Linked DNA regions of Homo sapiens: region 1 is linked to region 2. Evidence: read pairs that join two places in POLR2A ChIA-PET (ENCODE). Cell type or tissue: PC-9. All regions are shown on one strand. Each heading gives the region's core, and the rest is flanking DNA. Links, peaks and the distances in the headings are about the cores only.

What was found. ChIA-PET counts read pairs that join two places held together with the same protein. Peaks named below come from ENCODE experiments on the same cell type or tissue, not always from the same donor. Only the 100,000 strongest peaks of a DNase experiment are listed, where the experiment ranks them.
Region 1: POLR2A ChIA-PET joins it to region 2 with 11 read pairs; 10 of 35 experiments call an interaction of 5 or more read pairs at or near these places.

The regions. Positions count from the first base shown.
Region 1 is chr9:69,074,286-69,082,776 of GRCh38, forward strand. FXN (frataxin) reads left to right here. Exons shown (of 5, transcript NM_000144.5): 5 at 1-4,791. Among named protein-coding and RNA genes, the nearest start is that of FXN, 43 kb to the left of the region's middle. In PC-9, for the core only: no CTCF peak of the experiment used is centred there; a DNase peak (open chromatin) is centred at 5,086.
Region 2 is chr9:69,177,340-69,185,830 of GRCh38, forward strand. The region is part of intron 1 of TJP2 (tight junction protein 2); the gene reads left to right. Among named protein-coding and RNA genes, the nearest start is that of TJP2, 7.3 kb to the left of the region's middle. In PC-9, for the core only: no CTCF peak of the experiment used is centred there; a DNase peak (open chromatin) is centred at 3,572; H3K4me3 peaks cover 913 bases; H3K27ac peaks cover 4,418 bases.

The DNA.
Region 1 (8,491 bases), core at 2,205-7,204, 100 kb before region 2:
CCTGCACTTTATACAAAGCAACAAGCCTCCAGGACATTAAAATTCATGCAAAGTTATGCTCATGTTATATTATTTTCTTACTTAAAGAAGGATTTATTAGTGGCTGGGCATGGTGGCGTGCACCTGTAATCCCAGGTACTCAGGAGGCTGAGACGGGAGAATTGCTTGACCCCAGGCGGAGGAGGTTACAGTGAGTCGAGATCGTACCTGAGCGACAGAGCGAGACTCCGTCTCAAAAAAAAAAAAAAGGAGGGTTTATTAATGAGAAGTTTGTATTAATATGTAGCAAAGGCTTTTCCAATGGGTGAATAAAAACACATTCCATTAAGTCAAGCTGGGAGCAGTGGCATATACCTATAGTCCCAGCTGCACAGGAGGCTGAGACAGGAGGATTGCTTGAAGCCAGGAATTGGAGATCAGCCTGGGCAACACAGCAAGATCCTATCTCTTAAAAAAAGAAAAAAAAACCTATTAATAATAAAACAGTATAAACAAAAGCTAAATAGGTAAAATATTTTTTCTGAAATAAAATTATTTTTTGAGTCTGATGGAAATGTTTAAGTGCAGTAGGCCAGTGCCAGTGAGAAAATAAATAACATCATACATGTTTGTATGTGTTTGCATCTTGCTTCTACTGAAAGTTTCAGTGCACCCCACTTACTTAGAACTCGGTGACATGATGTACTCCTTTATCTGGGACACAGCACAAAAGAGGTATGCAGTGGGGCTGCTCTGACATGAAAGTGGAAGTTAAGGAATCTGGGCTCTTATGGGGTCCTTGTGGGCCAGCCCTTCAGGCCTATTTTACTTTCATTTTACATATAGCTCTAATTGGTTTGATTATCTCGTTCCCAAGGCAGTGGGAGATCCCCATTTAAGGAAAGAAAAGGGGCCTGGCACAGTGGCTCATGCCTGTAATCCCAGCACTTTGGGAGGCTGAGGCAAGTGTATCACCTGAGGTCAGGAGTTCAAGACCAGCCTGGCCAACATGGCAAAATCCCGTCTCTACTAAAAATATTAAAAAATTGGCTGGGCGTGGTGGTTCGTGCCTATAATTTCAGCTACTCAGGAGGCTGAGGCAGGAGAATCGCTGTAACCTGGGGGGTGGAGGTTGCAGTGAGACGAGATCATGCCACTTCACTCCAGCCTGGCCAACAGAGCCATACTCCGTCTCAAATAAATAAATAAATAAATAAAGGGACTTCAAACACATGAACAGCAGCCAGGGGAAGAATCAAAATCATATTCTGTCAAGCAAACTGGAAAAGTACCACTGTGTGTACCAATAGCCTCCCCACCACAGACCCTGGGAGCATCGCCTCATTTATGGTGTGGTCCAGTCATCCATGTGAAGGATGAGTTTCCAGGAAAAGGTTATTAAATATTCACTGTAACATACTGGAGGAGGTGAGGAATTGCATAATACAATCTTAGAAAACTTTTTTTTCCCCTTTCTATTTTTTGAGACAGGATCTCACTTTGGCACTCAGGCTGGAGGACAGTGGTACAATCAAAGCTCATGGCAGCCTCGACCTCCCTGGGCTTGGGCAATCCTCCCACAGGTGTGCACCTCCATAGCTGGCTAATTTGTGTATTTTTTGTAGAGATGGGGTTTCACCATGTTGCCCAGGCTGGTCTCTAACACTTAGGCTCAAGTGATCCACCTGCCTCGTCCTCCCAAGATGCTGGGATTACAGGTGTGTGCCACAGGTGTTCATCAGAAAGCTTTTTCTATTATTTTTACCTTCTTGAGTGGGTAGAACCTCAGCCACATAGAAAATAAAATGTTCTGGCATGACTTATTTAGCTCTCTGGAATTACAAAGAAGGAATGAGGTGTGTAAAAGAGAACCTGGGTTTTTGAATCACAAATTTAGAATTTAATCGAAACTCTGCCTCTTACTTGTTTGTAGACACTGACAGTGGCCTCATGTTTTTTTTTTTTTTAATCTATAAAATGGAGATATCTAACATGTTGAGCCTGGGCCCACAGGCAAAGCACAATCCTGATGTGAGAAGTACTCAGTTCATGACAACTGTTGTTCTCACATGCATAGCATAATTTCATATTCACATTGGAGGACTTCTCCCAAAATATGGATGACGTTCCCTACTCAACCTTGAACTTAATCAAAATACTCAGTTTACTTAACTTCGTATTAGATTCTGATTCCCTGGAACCATTTATCGTGTGCCTTACCATGCTTATATTTTACTTGATCTTTTGCATACCTTCTAAAACTATTTTAGCCAATTTAAAATTTGACAGTTTGCATTAAATTATAGGTTTACAATATGCTTTATCCAGCTATACCTGCCCCAAATTCTGACAGATGCTTTTGCCACCTCTAAAGGAAGACCCATGTTCATAGTGATGGAGTTTGTGTGGACTAACCATGCAAGGTTGCCAAGGAAAAATCGCTTTACGCTTCCAAGGTACACACTAAGATGAAAGTAATTTTAGTCCGTGTCCAGTTGGATTCTTGGCACATAGTTATCTTCTGCTAGAACAAACTAAAACAGCTACATGCCAGCAAGGGAGAAAGGGGAAGGAGGGGCAAAGTTTTGAAATTTCATGTAAATTTATGCTGTTCAAAACGACGAGTTCATGACTTTGTGTATAGAGTAAGAAATGCCTTTTCTTTTTTGAGACAGAGTCTTGCTCTGTCACCCAGGCTGGAGTGCAGTGGCACGATCTGGGCTCACTACAACCTCCGCCTCCTGGGTTCAAGCAATTCTCTGCCTCAGCCTCCCGAGTAGCTGGGATTACAGGTGCCTGCCACCACACCCGGCTAATTTTTGTATTTTTAGTAGAGACGGGGTTTCACCATCATGGCCAGGCTGGTCTTGAACTCCTGACCTAGTAATCCACCTGCCTCCGCCTCCCAAAGTGCTGGGATTACAGGCGTGAGCCACTGCACCCAGCCAGAAATGCCTTCTAATCTTTGGTTTATCTTAATTAGCCAGGACACTTGGAGTGCATCCCGAAGTACCTGATCAGTGGCCCCTTTGGAATGTGTAAAACTCAGCTCACTTATATCCCTGCATCCGCTACAGAGACAGAATCCAAGCTCATATGTTCCATCTTCTCTGGCTGTATAGTTTAAGGAATGGAAGGCACCAGAACAGATTTATTGAAATGTTTATTAGCTGAAGATTTATTTAGACAGTTGAGGAAAACATCAGCACCCAGCAGTAAAATTGGCTCTCAAAGATTTTCTTCTCCTGTGGAAAGTCAGACCTCTGAGGCCCCATCCAGGTAGAAGTACTAGTGCAAGAAGGGCCTCTGCTGTCCACTTGTGTTTCTGTGATCTGTGGGAACATTGTTAACGCCACATCTTGACCTCAAATTGTTTAGCTCCTGGCCAGACACGGTGGCTCACACCTGTAATCCCAGCACTTTGAGAGGCTGAGGCAGGTGGATCACCTGAGGTTAGGAGTTCGAGGCCAGCCTGGTCAACATGGTAAAACCCCGCCTCTACTAAAAATACAAAAATTAGCTGGCCGTAGTGGCGCACGCCTGTTATCCCAGCTACTCGGGAGGCTGAGGCAGGAGAATTGCTTGAACCTGGGTGGTGGAGGTTGCAGTGAGCCGAGATTACACCACTGCACTCCAGCCTGGGTGACAAGAGGGAAACTCCATTAAAAAAATGTAATTCCCGTGTCTGCCATCTTAAGTGTAAAGGTGGCTAAATTATATAGAAAAATAAGACAATATCATTTCCCAATTACATTCCTTTCCTACCGCACTCTATGATGCTAGCTGAGATTTTTCCAAAAGAAAATGGCTTAAATAAAACCCTAAGAGAAAGAAAAACTTTAAATCCCTCCAAAGCTCAAAAGTAATAGAAACAGATGAGTTTGGAGTCAGGATTTCTCTGTAAGATTGCCTAGGCTGTGTACTGCACATCTCCAGGTGCCACTGTTGACAGAGATTATAACTACAATGTGAAGTGAATGGTGCCACTGACAGTTATGCAAACCGTCCAGAGCATAGCCACCTGATCCTGCTGGGATTCCTCTTGCCAGTCCATCAGCAGTTCCCCTTGAAAGTTTCACCAAACATCCCTTAAATCTGCCCTCTCCTGCCCGTCCCCAGTGGAGGTCCTCATCATTTTTCACCTGCATTTTTGCAGGAGCTTTCTTATATCCACCTTCCTCCTTTTCTCTCAGCCCATCATCTAGCTACACAGTCTCCAGGGTAAGCTTTCAGAAAGGCAATCTCTTGTCTGTAAAACCTAAGCAGGACCAAGGCCAAGTTTCTTAGCCTGAAAAATGTGCTTTTCTGACTGAACTGTTCAGGCACTGACTCTACATATAATTATGCTTTTCTACCCCCTCACACTCAACACTTTGACTCCAGCAATCCCAAATCCCCAGATCCCTAAGTGTGCTGTGCTATTTTCACGTGGCTCTCAGACTTGGCCAGTGCTGTTTCCATTTTGGTCTTTATTCCCCACATCTCTGCCTGGGGGGTAGATTCTACCCTGAAAAATGTTCTTGGCACAGCCTTGCAAACTCCTCCTCCACTCAGCCTCTGCCTGGATGCCCTTGATTGTTCCATGTCCTCAGCATACCATGTTTGTCTTTCCCAGCACTGACCTACCATGTGTCACCCCTGCTTGGCTGTACCTTCCATGAGGCTAGGACTATGTGTCTCCTTTGTTGACTGCTGTTGCCCTAGCATCTTGCACAGTTCCTTGCACACAATTAGAGCTCTATAAATGTCAAATAAATGTGTTATAATTATATGTTTAAGATAGTTGTTCAAATAAACTCTAAATAACCCCAACTCCAAGAGTGTTAGCAAGAAATATAAATTTTACAGAAGAATGGTTGGAGGTGGGGAGGGTGTCCACGGAGTGAGTTACCTCACACAGGCACGGAAAAACTTGAACCTCCTAAGGACATTTTTAAGCTCTCTTTCCCATTTTCTCTCCTGGATTCCCATTGCCTGGTCTCATTTCTCTCTTCTCCACCACACCACTTCCTCAAAAATTCCTTTAGGGTTTGTTCTTAAGCTTAGATAGGTTTCCCATTCTGAAATACAAAGGCCTGATAATTAGCCAACTTACCTTGTTGGGGATGTGGAAGGCAAGACTCTCAGACTCCATGACTCAGGTATATTGCAACAATTAGGCTGAAAGTTCCTTGAGAGTAAGTGTCCAAATCTTTTCATGTTTGGTTCCCAGGGCTCACTACAGTTGTTGGTATATCATAGGCACTCTAATATCTTCTTAAAGAATCAATATCATTAAAATGGCCATAACTGCCCATAGCAATTTACAGATTCAATGCTATTTCTATCAAACTATCAAGGTCATTTTTGTTTTATTTTTTTTCTTTGAGATAGAATCTCGCTATTGTCACCCAGGCTGGAGTGCAGTGGCGCGATCTCGACTCACTGCAACCTCCGCCTCCCGGGTTCAAGTAATTCTCCTGCCTCAGCCTCCCGAGTAGCTGGGATTACACGTGCCTGCCACCACACCTGGCTAATTTTTGTATTTTTAGTAGAGACAAGGCTTCAACATGTTGGCCAGGCTGGTCTTGAACTCCTGACCTCAGGTGATCCACCTGCCTTGGCCTCCCAAAGTGCAGGGATTACAGCATGAGCCACTGTGCCCGGCCCATGGTAATTTTTCACAGAATCAGAAGAAACTATTCTAAAATTCATATAGCGGCCAGGCGAGGTGGCTCACGCCTGTAATCCCAGCACTTTGGGAGACAGAGGCAGGAGGATCATCTGAGGTCAGGAGTTCGAGACCAGCCTGTCCAACATGGTGAAACCCTGTCTCTACTAAAAATACAAAAATTTGCCAGTCGTGATGGCGGGCACCTGTAGTCCCAGCTACTCGAGAGGCTGAGGCAGGAGAATTGCTTGAACCCGGGAGGTGGAGGTTGCAGTGAGCCGAGATCACGCCACTGCACTCCAGCCTGGGCAACAGAGTGAGACTCCATCTCAAAAAAATAAATAAAATAAAATAAAATAAAATTCATATAGAACCAAAAAAGAGCCCAAATAGCCAAAGTAATCCTGAGCAAAAAGAACAAAGCTGGAAGCATCACATTACCCAACTTCAAACTCTACTACAAGGCTATAGCAACTAAAACAGCATGGCACTGCTACAAAAACAGACAGGTAGACTAACGGAACAGAATAGACAACTCAGAAATAAAGCCACACACCTACAGCCATCTGAACTTGGACAAACTCAACAATATTAAGTAATGGGGAAAGGACTCCCTATTCAAAAAGTAGTGCTGGGATAACTGGCTATCCATATACAGAAGAATGAAACTAGACTGCTACCTATCCCCATATACAAAAATTAAATCAAGATGGATTAAAGACTTAAATGTAAGATCTCAAACTAAAAAATCCTAGAAGAGCCAGGCGCGGTGGCTCATGCCTGTAATCCCAGCACTCTGGGAGGCTGAGGCGGATGGATCACCTGAGGATAGGAGTTCGAGGCCAGGCTGGCCAACATGGTGAAACCCTGTCTCTACTAAAAATACAAAAATTAGCTGGGCATGGTAGTGTGTGCCTGTAATCTCAGCTACTCGGGAGGCTGAGACAGGAGAATCGCTTGAGCCTGGGAGGCAGAGTGAGCCCAGATCGCACCATTACACTCCAGCCTGGGTGACAGGAGCAAGATTCCATCTCAAAAAAAGAAAAAGAAAAAAAAAATCCTAGAAGAAAACCTAGTAAATGCCCTTCTTATATCAGCCTTGACAAAGAAGTTATGACTAAATCCTAGAAAGCAATTGCAACAAAAACAAAAATTTACAAGTGGGATCTAATTAAACTAAAGAGATTCTGCACAGCAAGAGAAGCTATCAAGGGAGTAAACAGACAGCCTACAGAATGGGAGAAAATATTCACAAATTATGCATCTGACAAAGGTCTAATATCCAGAATCTATAAGGAACTTAAATCAACAAGCAAAAACCAAATAACCCCATTAAAAAGTAGGCAAAGGACACGAACAGACATGTCTCAAAAGAAGAAATACAAGTGACCAACGAACATGAAAAAATCCTCATCATCACTAATCATGAGAGAAATGCAAATCAAAAGCACAGTGAGATATCATTTCATACCAGCAAGAATGACTATTAAAAAAGTCAAAAAATAACAGATGTTGCAAGACTGCAGAGAAAAGAGAACGTTTATACACTGTTGGTAGGAATGTAAATACATTCAACCACTGTGGAGAACAGTTTGGAGATTTCTCAAAGAACTGAATTGAACTACCAGTCGACCCAGCAATGCCATTATTGAGTATATGCCCAAAGGAAAATAAATTGTTCTATCAAAAAGACAAATACACCCATGTGTTCATCACAGCACTATTCACAATGGCAAAGACATGAAACCAAACCAGGTGCTCATCAATGGTGGATTAGATTGTGTACATATATACCACCATATGGTACATATACACTGTGGAATACTATGCTGCCATAAAAAAGAATGTAATCATGTATTTTGCAGCAATATGGATGTAGCTAGAGGCCATTATTCTAAACAAACTAACACAGAAACAGAAACCAAATAATGCATGTTCTGACTTAAAAGTGGGAGCTAAACACTGAATACACATGGGCATAAAGATGGGAACAATAGACAGTGGGGGCTATTAGAGAGGCAAGGGCTGAAAAACTACCTATTCGGTGCCCTGCTCACTATCTGGGTGACAGAGTCATTAGCACTCCAAAGCTCAGCATCACACAGTATACCTTTGTAACAAACCTGCACATGTACCCCCTGATTCTAAAATAAAAGTCGAAGGAAAACAACAAAAACAAAAAGAAATAACTCCTGAGTTGGGGTCTCCATCTCTTAGTTCAGCCTATTGGCAGTCCCCTTTTTCAAGTTCTAAGGAGCCTGTACTAGACTACTCTTCATTTAGTCCCATAATAATCCCTCTTTCAATTATTTTGCCTTCAAACCTATAGGGAAGGGATTGGAAATGAAGTTTCAGTCATTCCCTAAGTAAAATGTATATACATATTTTAATTGAAACAGGATTTCACTCTGTTGCCCAGGCTGGAGTGCAGTGGTGTGGTCATGGCTCACTGCAGCCTCAACCTCCTGGGCTCAAGCAATGCTTCCATCTCATCCTCCCAAGTAGCTGGGACTACAGGCTCGTAAATTTTTTAGAGAACAAAAACACAGTCTTTAGATTTAAACATGTGAAAGCAGAAATTTTAAAAATACAATGAAAGAGTTGGAAGACAGAGTTGAAATTGTTCAGAAATTACAGTAAAAATACTAAGAGATAGGAAATAGTCAACTTCCAAATGAGAAGAATCACGAAAGAGAGAACAGAAAAGATAGAAAAAAAATTATCAAAGAAATAATTCAAGAACATTTCCTTAAAGTGAAGGGCATGAGATTCCAGGTATATTCCACATATAGAAAAATATCCCATACAAAATCACATTGTTATGAATTTTCATAACATGAGGGACAAAAAAAGATAATATAA
Region 2 (8,491 bases), core at 1,644-6,643:
TTAGGGTCAGAAACACAGACTCAGAGGTTAGATTTAACACCCATTTAGTGGGTTAAACACATCAATGGTTATGTGAACTTTGTTAAGGTTTAAAAAGCTATTTAGGGCCTGTTTCTCCCTCATAGGAATTTTTGCAATCAGCCTTTTTAGTAGATGCCCATATAGAAAGTGAATTTGGGAGGGTCTAAGGTGGTATTACTATTAAACTTTTTGAAAAGGCTGTGTGATAGCAATGGAAAAAAAAATTCAGGCATGGAAATCCAATATGCAGTATTGCAGTAGCTAGTTTTAATTTTATTTTTGTTTTTTTGGTTTTTTTTTTGGAGATGGAGTCTTGCTCTGTTGCCCAGGCTGAAGTGTGGTGGTGCGGTCTTGGCTCACTGCAACCTCTGCCTCCCGGGTTCAAGCGGTTCTCTTGCTTCAGCCTTCAAAGTAGCTGGGATTACAGAAGTGAGCCACCGTGCCCGGCCACTAGTTTTAATTTTGGATGGTACCTAGGAAAGCAGTTGAGCTAGTATGCTGCATACATTGTAGTGTGAGAGGCAGAGTTCCGAGTTGGAGAGTGTCTGCTTCCACTTTTTCCATTTGATTAGGAAAAGCACTTCTTAGAACTGGGTGACTGACAGCTAGAGCCCCAGAAGACCTGCACAAGCTGGGGCAATGGCTACCCATAACAGTGACGGCTCCATTCTGTTTTTTAAAGGGATTGGTGTCTCTATCATCCAGCTGGCCATTAAACAACCAAAGCTTCATCATCCTAGATAACCTGTGAGCTCTCAGAGGAGACAGAGTAAGGACTATCATACCCCCAAAATACCTAATCATTTAATAAAGCATTTTCTCTACCTTTTATGCTATCCCAAAACAGTGCTTTCCAAAGTCTGGTATACAGACAGACTTACAGGTGGTGCAGAGAGATACATATTCTATTTTTCAATTATGATGCATGAATATTATATGTTAGGAATAAAAACAGAAAACCAGCTACCACATCCATTTATTTCATGGCTAGATTGCTTAGAATGAGGCAAAAATAAATATTAAGTAAAGCAGTGAGTTTGCTTTAAGAAAAATTATCAACTCTGGGAATGAGTAATATGAGGCTAAGGCAAAAATGGTAAAGCTAGCCCTTGACATCTGAGGTGTGCATAATACTGCTTAAAATATGAGTGTGGTGCTTACTTATAGAGAGCCTGGTATACCTTGACCACGCCTTCAAGAAAGTCAAACACAGAATGGCCCAGAATAGCCAGGAAAGTTGAATTTGATGGACTTTCTGTCTTAAGCGTGTGCATCCTGCTCTTATCCACTCAGATCTCTTAGATGTGGTTGCAGACAGTGTATTTGTAGAGCTAGCTGTTTGTTTTAACGTCTGGCCCAATTCTCATTCCTTTCTCTGCTTCCACAAGCCATTCTGCAGTTTTTAAAGGTCTGTTGGTATGATATTTTTGATATGATAGAGTGATAGGGGAGGAAGTATTTTGACACTGATGAAGGACATCACTGTATTATCAAGTGACTCTTGCTCATGATTCATTGCCGAAGAATGTGGACAGCCAAACAGCCTCACCTGTAAATGCATTTAATTTCTCAAAGTCTTTCAGAAGAATGCCAACTGGATGAGTTTTTTTTTCTTATTTTTTTTTTAATATGAAGCTTGTATTGGTCTGTAAAATAGGCTTTAACAAGGATTTTCGTAGGAACAGGAAGCCTTGAGGTAGAAAACAAGTATCCCTGCTTTGACCTAGAGAGATGCATGCTCATGGCAGGCGAATGAATCAAGGAGAAGAGAAAATACTGTTTCAGTAGACTCTCTAGTGATGTGTGTGTTCACACCATTTATGAGAAATCCTAAGCTTTCAATTAGTAACTTGTACTTTAGTCATTTAAAATCAGCACAGATGTTTGTTTAGTGCCTCTGCCAGATGGTTAAAGTTAAATCAGGTTTTTTAACCTGAAAAACGTAATGTAGCTTTCCTTAACCATTTACACACCATTGTATATTGCAGACCATAGTCAGATACATTTTGTTATAATGAATGTTTATTTTACCTTTTAGCTCAATTAGAATATCAGTGGTTATGGTTTCTATTTTGTTTTCCTACAGTTACTGTATGGGGGTGCAGTAACAGCGGTGGTGGTGAAAGTAAGTTACTTTTTTCTTTTTCTTTCTTTTTTTTTTTTTTTGAGACGGAGTCTCCCTCTGTCGCCCAGGCTGGAATGCAGTGGTGCGATCTCGGCTCACTGCAAGCTCCACCTCCCGGGTTCACGCCATTCAGCCTCCCCAGTAGCTGGGACTACAGGCGCCCGCCACCACGCCCGGCTAATTTTTTGTATTTTTAGTAGAGACGGGGTTTCACCATGTTAGCCAGGATGGTCTTGATCTCCTGACCTCGTGATCCACCCGCCTCGGCCTCCCAAAGTGCTGGGATTAGAGGTGTGAGCCACCGCGCCCGGCTGAAAGTGAATCTCTTAATGGATCTTCCATGAATCAAATATTTGTGTTTTAGTAAGTTAGGCTGACCAAAAGATTTCGAATCATACCTTTAATCATGGCAAGGATCTTATGTCACATTCTTGAGTACACATGTTCACTAAATTTTACCTATATGTGTATGTGAACATGGACTTCAGAATTAATTAGTGTGGTAATTATTATTTCTATTGTAGACTTTAATCAGCCATATTAAATATATGCATTATGTTCACAGAGAAAACATGGTATCATCTTTGGAAACTTTACAGTATGCTCTATATTATAGATACCCTATATAACTATGGTACTAAACACACGAGTTAGTGACAAGTCAGGCATTTGGAGGGAATGTTTGTAACCCATTGTGGGAGAGAGTTATTAGAATAGTTATTCTTACTGGTAGGTAACAGTTATGGCTGTAATGAATAGAATGTGACTAAAATCCAGTTATGCCTTTGCCATCGTATTAAAAGCTTTGGTGGAGACGTGAGAACATTGCAGATACTTTGGATTTTGTCACTTGAGTTGAAGGTAAACAGAGAAAACAGTACTTTCTAGTCATCAGTAGGAATTAACTCTTCCAGGACATGTAGCTTCAAGGACCTTCTAGGTTCTTCTGAGGGGGAAATAATGTTCCACTTGGGGCCATTTTTTTCCATTTGTTGAGAGTCATTTGTTTTCAGAGTATTAAAGGAAGTGTTCCGAGTTCTAGGTTGTGTTTCTTTGATGCCTACTAAAGCTGAGCACACCTGAGACCCTGGGTGGAGCTCTACAATGGGAATAGGAGTAAGTAATGTAGGCTTCGAGAGACAATCATTCTGCTCTCAGTCCTTGGAAGACTGTTCCTAGGTATATATGGCAAAGCAGATGAAATTATTTGAGGGAATTAATTAGCAAAACTAAACATTTCTGTTTTTGAAAGGAATGAATCATTTGGAAGGAACTTCCTGGTGAGCTCAGTTTTAGCAGCCTGGTTTCTGCGTTACCCTTCTGCAGTCTGGCTGAATCAATTGTGTTCTTGCCTGTGATTGGTGAGGATGCACATGCTAGTATTTATTCTAGCCCTTATCACTTCCCATCAGCCCTGAGCCCCTCCCTGGTCTGAGTCATCTTGGTAACCCCAGAAGCTAACAGAGCACCAACACATCCACTAAACGTTGGACTGACTTGATTTGGGGCAGGCTTGTTGTATAAGCTAGTAGGAATAAGAGACTAATTGAGAAATTAGGACAGTGGATTCCTGACATTTATATAGTGAGTAGATGATCGTTTGTTAGAATTGCGAATTTCATCCAGAGAATTTTGTCCAAAAAAAATTATAGAATTTCATCTAGACCATTTTTGTAATGGCATGGAAGCAGCATTAGCTGCACCACTGATTAGCTGGGTGGCTTTTGCTGTCTTGTGACTCTAGTTTGCAATTTCTTTTTTTTTTTTTTTTTTTTTTTTTTGAGGTGGAGTCTAGCCCTATCGCTGAGGCTGGAGTGCAATGGCCCGATCTCAGCTCACTGCAACGTCTGCCTCCTAGGTTCAAGCGATTCTCCTGCCTCAGCCTCCCAAGTAGCTGGGATTACAGGCACACGCCACCACACCCTGCTAATTTTTTGTATCTTTGGTAGAGACGGGGCTTCACCATGTTGGCCAGGCTGGTCTCGAACTCCTGAGCTCGTGATCCGCCTGCCTTGGCCTCCCGAAGTGCTGGGATTATAGGCATGAGCCACCTCGCCTGGCCTAGTTCTCAGTTTCTTTATCAGAAAATGAGTAGTTACAGTTGATCATCTCAAAGTCTTTTGTGCTTAAGATTCTGAAGGTTTTGAAGTTTGAGTATAAAGCCTAGAGAACATTCTAAATTATTTCCATTGGTTCTTCTCATCTTAAAATGTTTTTGTGCTCCTTAAACTACGTTTGTGTTTGCTTGCTTGCTTTCTTTTTTTTTTAGAGATCCAGTGGATTATCTCTGAAAAGCATTTTTTAAAAAGACAGAGTCCAAGAGTGGCTGGTAGTTGTTTTGCTCATAAAGTGATGGAAAGATCTATTATTCAGTTGCAGCTTAAATTATGTACCAGCACCACGTGTGCTGGATTCTCTTCCTTACTTTGCAGCTTAAGCCAGCAACTGCAACCATCTTGCAGAGCTTCTTGAGAATCCTTCTTCCTCTTCCTCTTCCTCTCCACCCCCATGGACTTCTCCCCGGGCCTCATTGCCTGTGACATACGCTTGGAAGGAGGGGCAGGCCTGCAGCTGGGAGCCCTTTCTGATTTGTTCTTCACAAATGTGTTGAAGATGAGCCTACTGGTCACTGCTGCAAAAAACCACATTGTTCACTGGTGTAAAATCACTGCTGTCATCTGAGTTTCAGCATAACTTCAGGCATGTTGGAGTTTTTCAACGTCACCTCAGGCAGAGCACTTTGCCTTCCTTGGGCTGGTCTGTTTAGTGTCTGGGTGAGTTTTAAGAGAGGAGAGACATTGTGGCATCTTAGACACTCACTGAAATTTTCCAGAAATGGAGCTGGAAACATTTGTGCGTTTCCTTCTGGTGTTATTGTTAAAGCCTAAAAACAAGGGCAAGTGGCAACACATTGAAATGAAGAAGCCCCAAGTTTGCAACACATTGAAAGGAAGAGGCCCCAAGTTCGTTTTGAGCCTAAATTGAATTTTAATCAAAGGTCTGAGAGAAATATTTAGTCTACTTATACTATTTAAGTGCACAGTTTGGCAGATGACTTTGGGCAGTGAAGGATCTGGAAGAGGCAGGAAAGGTAGACTCAATCTGCCAGACTTAGAGCTAAAAAAATTTGCCTGGTATGTTTCCATGAAGAAAATTTTCCTGTAGAAGCAGTGGCACGACCTCTGTTACAAGTCTGCTTATTGATAATGAAGCTTTTTCTGTGTTATCAATTTCGTTGAATTTATATGTATGTATATACATATACACACACACAAATCTCAAGTAGAGAGCTTGATGAATTTCTTTTTTTTTTTTTTTTTGAGATGGAGTTTCACTCTTGTTGCCCAGGCTGAAGTGCAGTGGTGCCATCTCGGCTCACCACAACCTGTGCCCTCCAGGTTCAAGCAATTCTCCGGCCTCAGCCTCCCGAGTAGTTGGGACTACAGGTGCGCACCACCATGCCCGGCTAATTTTGTATTTTTTTTTTTTTTAGTAGAGACAAGGTTTCTTCATGTTGGTCAGGCTGATCTCGAACTCCTGATCTCGGGTGATCCACCTGCCTCAGCCTCCCAAAGTGCTGGAATTACAGGCGTGAGCCATTGTGCCTGGCCAGGGAATTTTATTTATTGTGGTAAAGTACACATAACATTAAGTGTACCATTTTAACCATTTTAAAGTATAAAATTCAATGGCATTTAATACACTCACAGTATTTTGTAAACACCATCACTCTCTAGTTCCAGAGGTAGGTGAATTTTTACATGAATGTATTCACCTGCATGATTACCACCTAGATTAAAAACTAGAATTTTCCATCACTCTGGAAGGTTCTCTCTTGCCACTTTTCCAATGATTACCACACCTACCTAAAAGAGAACTTCTCTTCTGACTTCTCTCACCGTGGAACACTTTTGCTTGAACTTGGGAGAGGACCCATATATAAATAAAATCAACATTTTATGTCTGTCATCTTTCACTCAACCTAACCTCTGTGAAATTCATCCGTATTTGTTGCGTGAGATTCAGTAGTTCTTTTTTGCCACTGAGTCGTATTCCATTTATATGCATCTGTCACATTTGGCTTATCTCTTCTGTTGATAGGTATTTGGGTTATTTTCAGTGTTTTTGCTATTATGAATAAAGCTGCCATGAAAAGCACCTACACATTGCCTTGTGGACATGTACACCCATTTCTCTTGTGTGAATTCCTAGGACCATAGGTTAGGGATTTTTTAAAAAACTTATTTTAGATTAAAAAAAATATTTTTTGAGACAGTCTCACTCTGTCACCCAGGCTGGAGTGCAGTGGCATGATCTCAGCTCATTGCGACCTGTGCCTCCCAGGTTCAAGTGATTCTCCTGCTTCAGCCTCCCAAGTAGCTGGGATTACAGGCATGCGCCACTACACCTAGCTAATTTTTGTATTTTTAGTAGAGACAGGTTTCTCTTCAACTCCTGAGTTCAAGCAGTCTGCCCACCTTGGCCTCCCAAAATGCTGGGATTATAAATGCGAGCCACCACGCCCAGCCAGGTTACAGATGTTTAACTTTGATTCTTTACCTCTGAAGTCAAATAAACCTGGGTGTGAATTCTTTTGTCCTGCCACTTGCTTGCTTGACTTTGAGCAATTTACCTTTTTCTCATGTTCAGTTTTCTCAGTTGTAAAATAGGCCTACCCTATCAGTCATGGTTCAGTCAAGAAGACATGTCATTCTAGCTATTTCAAGGAGAAGGGGATTCAATACAGAGTATTAGTTGCCTTCAGGACAAAGAAAAGGCGAGATGCGCAAAAAATGGAAGCCCACCGCTGGCTTTCTGATTTGCCGCAAAAAAAGTTAGAAAGCTGCTGCCACCCAGAGAAGACTCAGAAGGTCTTGCTTGACCTTCCACCTTCTCAGCATCTCCAGCCTTGAGGCTGGTGAAAGGGCAGGGAATCTGGACATGCTGTAAAGCTCATGTCTGAGGAATCCAACTTTTGCCTGCTACTGCTGCTGTCTGTAGGAAGAAGAAAAACAAATGGCTTCTGCTTTCCTTCATCCTTCCAAATCTCAAACACGTGTACCTCGCTGGTAGAACCCTGTTGGCAAGAGAGATGGGGGATCTCTGGTAGAAACAGAAACTCAGTGCCAGCAAAGAAGAAATGGCATAGATGCCACCTGGGGTTGCTTTGAGGTGCTCAGTAAATGGCAGTGGTTATAATTTATTATTTTCATCATTCCTCAAGAACTGCTGCTGCAGTTCAGACTGATTTCTCTCTCTCTCTCTTCTTTTTTTTTTTTTTTTTTGAGACGGGCTTGCTCTGTCACCCAGGCTGGAGTGCAGTGGTGCCGTCACAGCTCACTGCAGCCTCGACTTCCCTGGCTCAAGTGATCCTCTCACCTCAGCCTCCGATTAGCTGTAACCACGGGCATGCGCCACCATACCTGGCTAATTTTTAAATATTTTGTAGAGATGAGGTCTGTCTATGTTGCCCAGGTGGGCCTTGAACTCCTGGGCTCAGGCGATCCTCCTACCTCGGCCTCCCGAAGTGCTAGGATTATAGGCGTGAGTCACCACGCTTGGGCAGCAGACTGATTTCTTTTTTTTTTTTTTTTGAGACAGAGTCTTGCTGTGTTGCCCAGGCTGGAATGCAGTGGTGCAATCTCAGCTTACTGCGACCTCTGCCTCCCGGATTCAAGCAATTCTCCTGCCTCAGCCTCCCGAGTAGCTGGGATTACAGGTGGGTGCCACCACACCCGGCTAATTTTTGTATTTTTAGTAGAGGCAGGGTTTCACCATGTTGGCCAGGCTGGTCTCGAACTCCTGACCTCAGGTGATCTGCCTGCCTTGGCCTCCCAAAGTGCTGGGATTATAGGCGTGAGCCACCGTGTCCGACCCAGACTGATTTCTGTAACGGATGTTCATTCTTTTCACTTTATAGTCACATGGATGCCACTGTAAGAGCTCCGTGTCACATAAGGTGTTGTTTTTCTGGAAGGGCCTTCCAGATTCTGTATCTATTGCTCTGTGATTCTAGGTACTTTTCTAAAGGTATAAGCTTGAGAAATTAGTTTTCAAGTCTGTAAGTTAATGTAGAGCTGAAAGGTGACTTAATTCTAAGAGTTGCTGCTTTAATGTATAATTTTATGGAACCTAATGAGTGTTTTCTTTTTAAAGTCATTCCACTTTATTATTAATAAAATAAAAGGTAATATATAAATCTGGCTGATAGATGGGGTTACTTTTTTCCCTGTCTTTAGCTTCCTTTGTGTTCTGATAAATGAGATGGAAGATTTTTATCATATTTTGTACCTCAAATCTCTCGCGGAGGGAACACTGTAGTCTACCAAAACAGCTGGCAGAAGT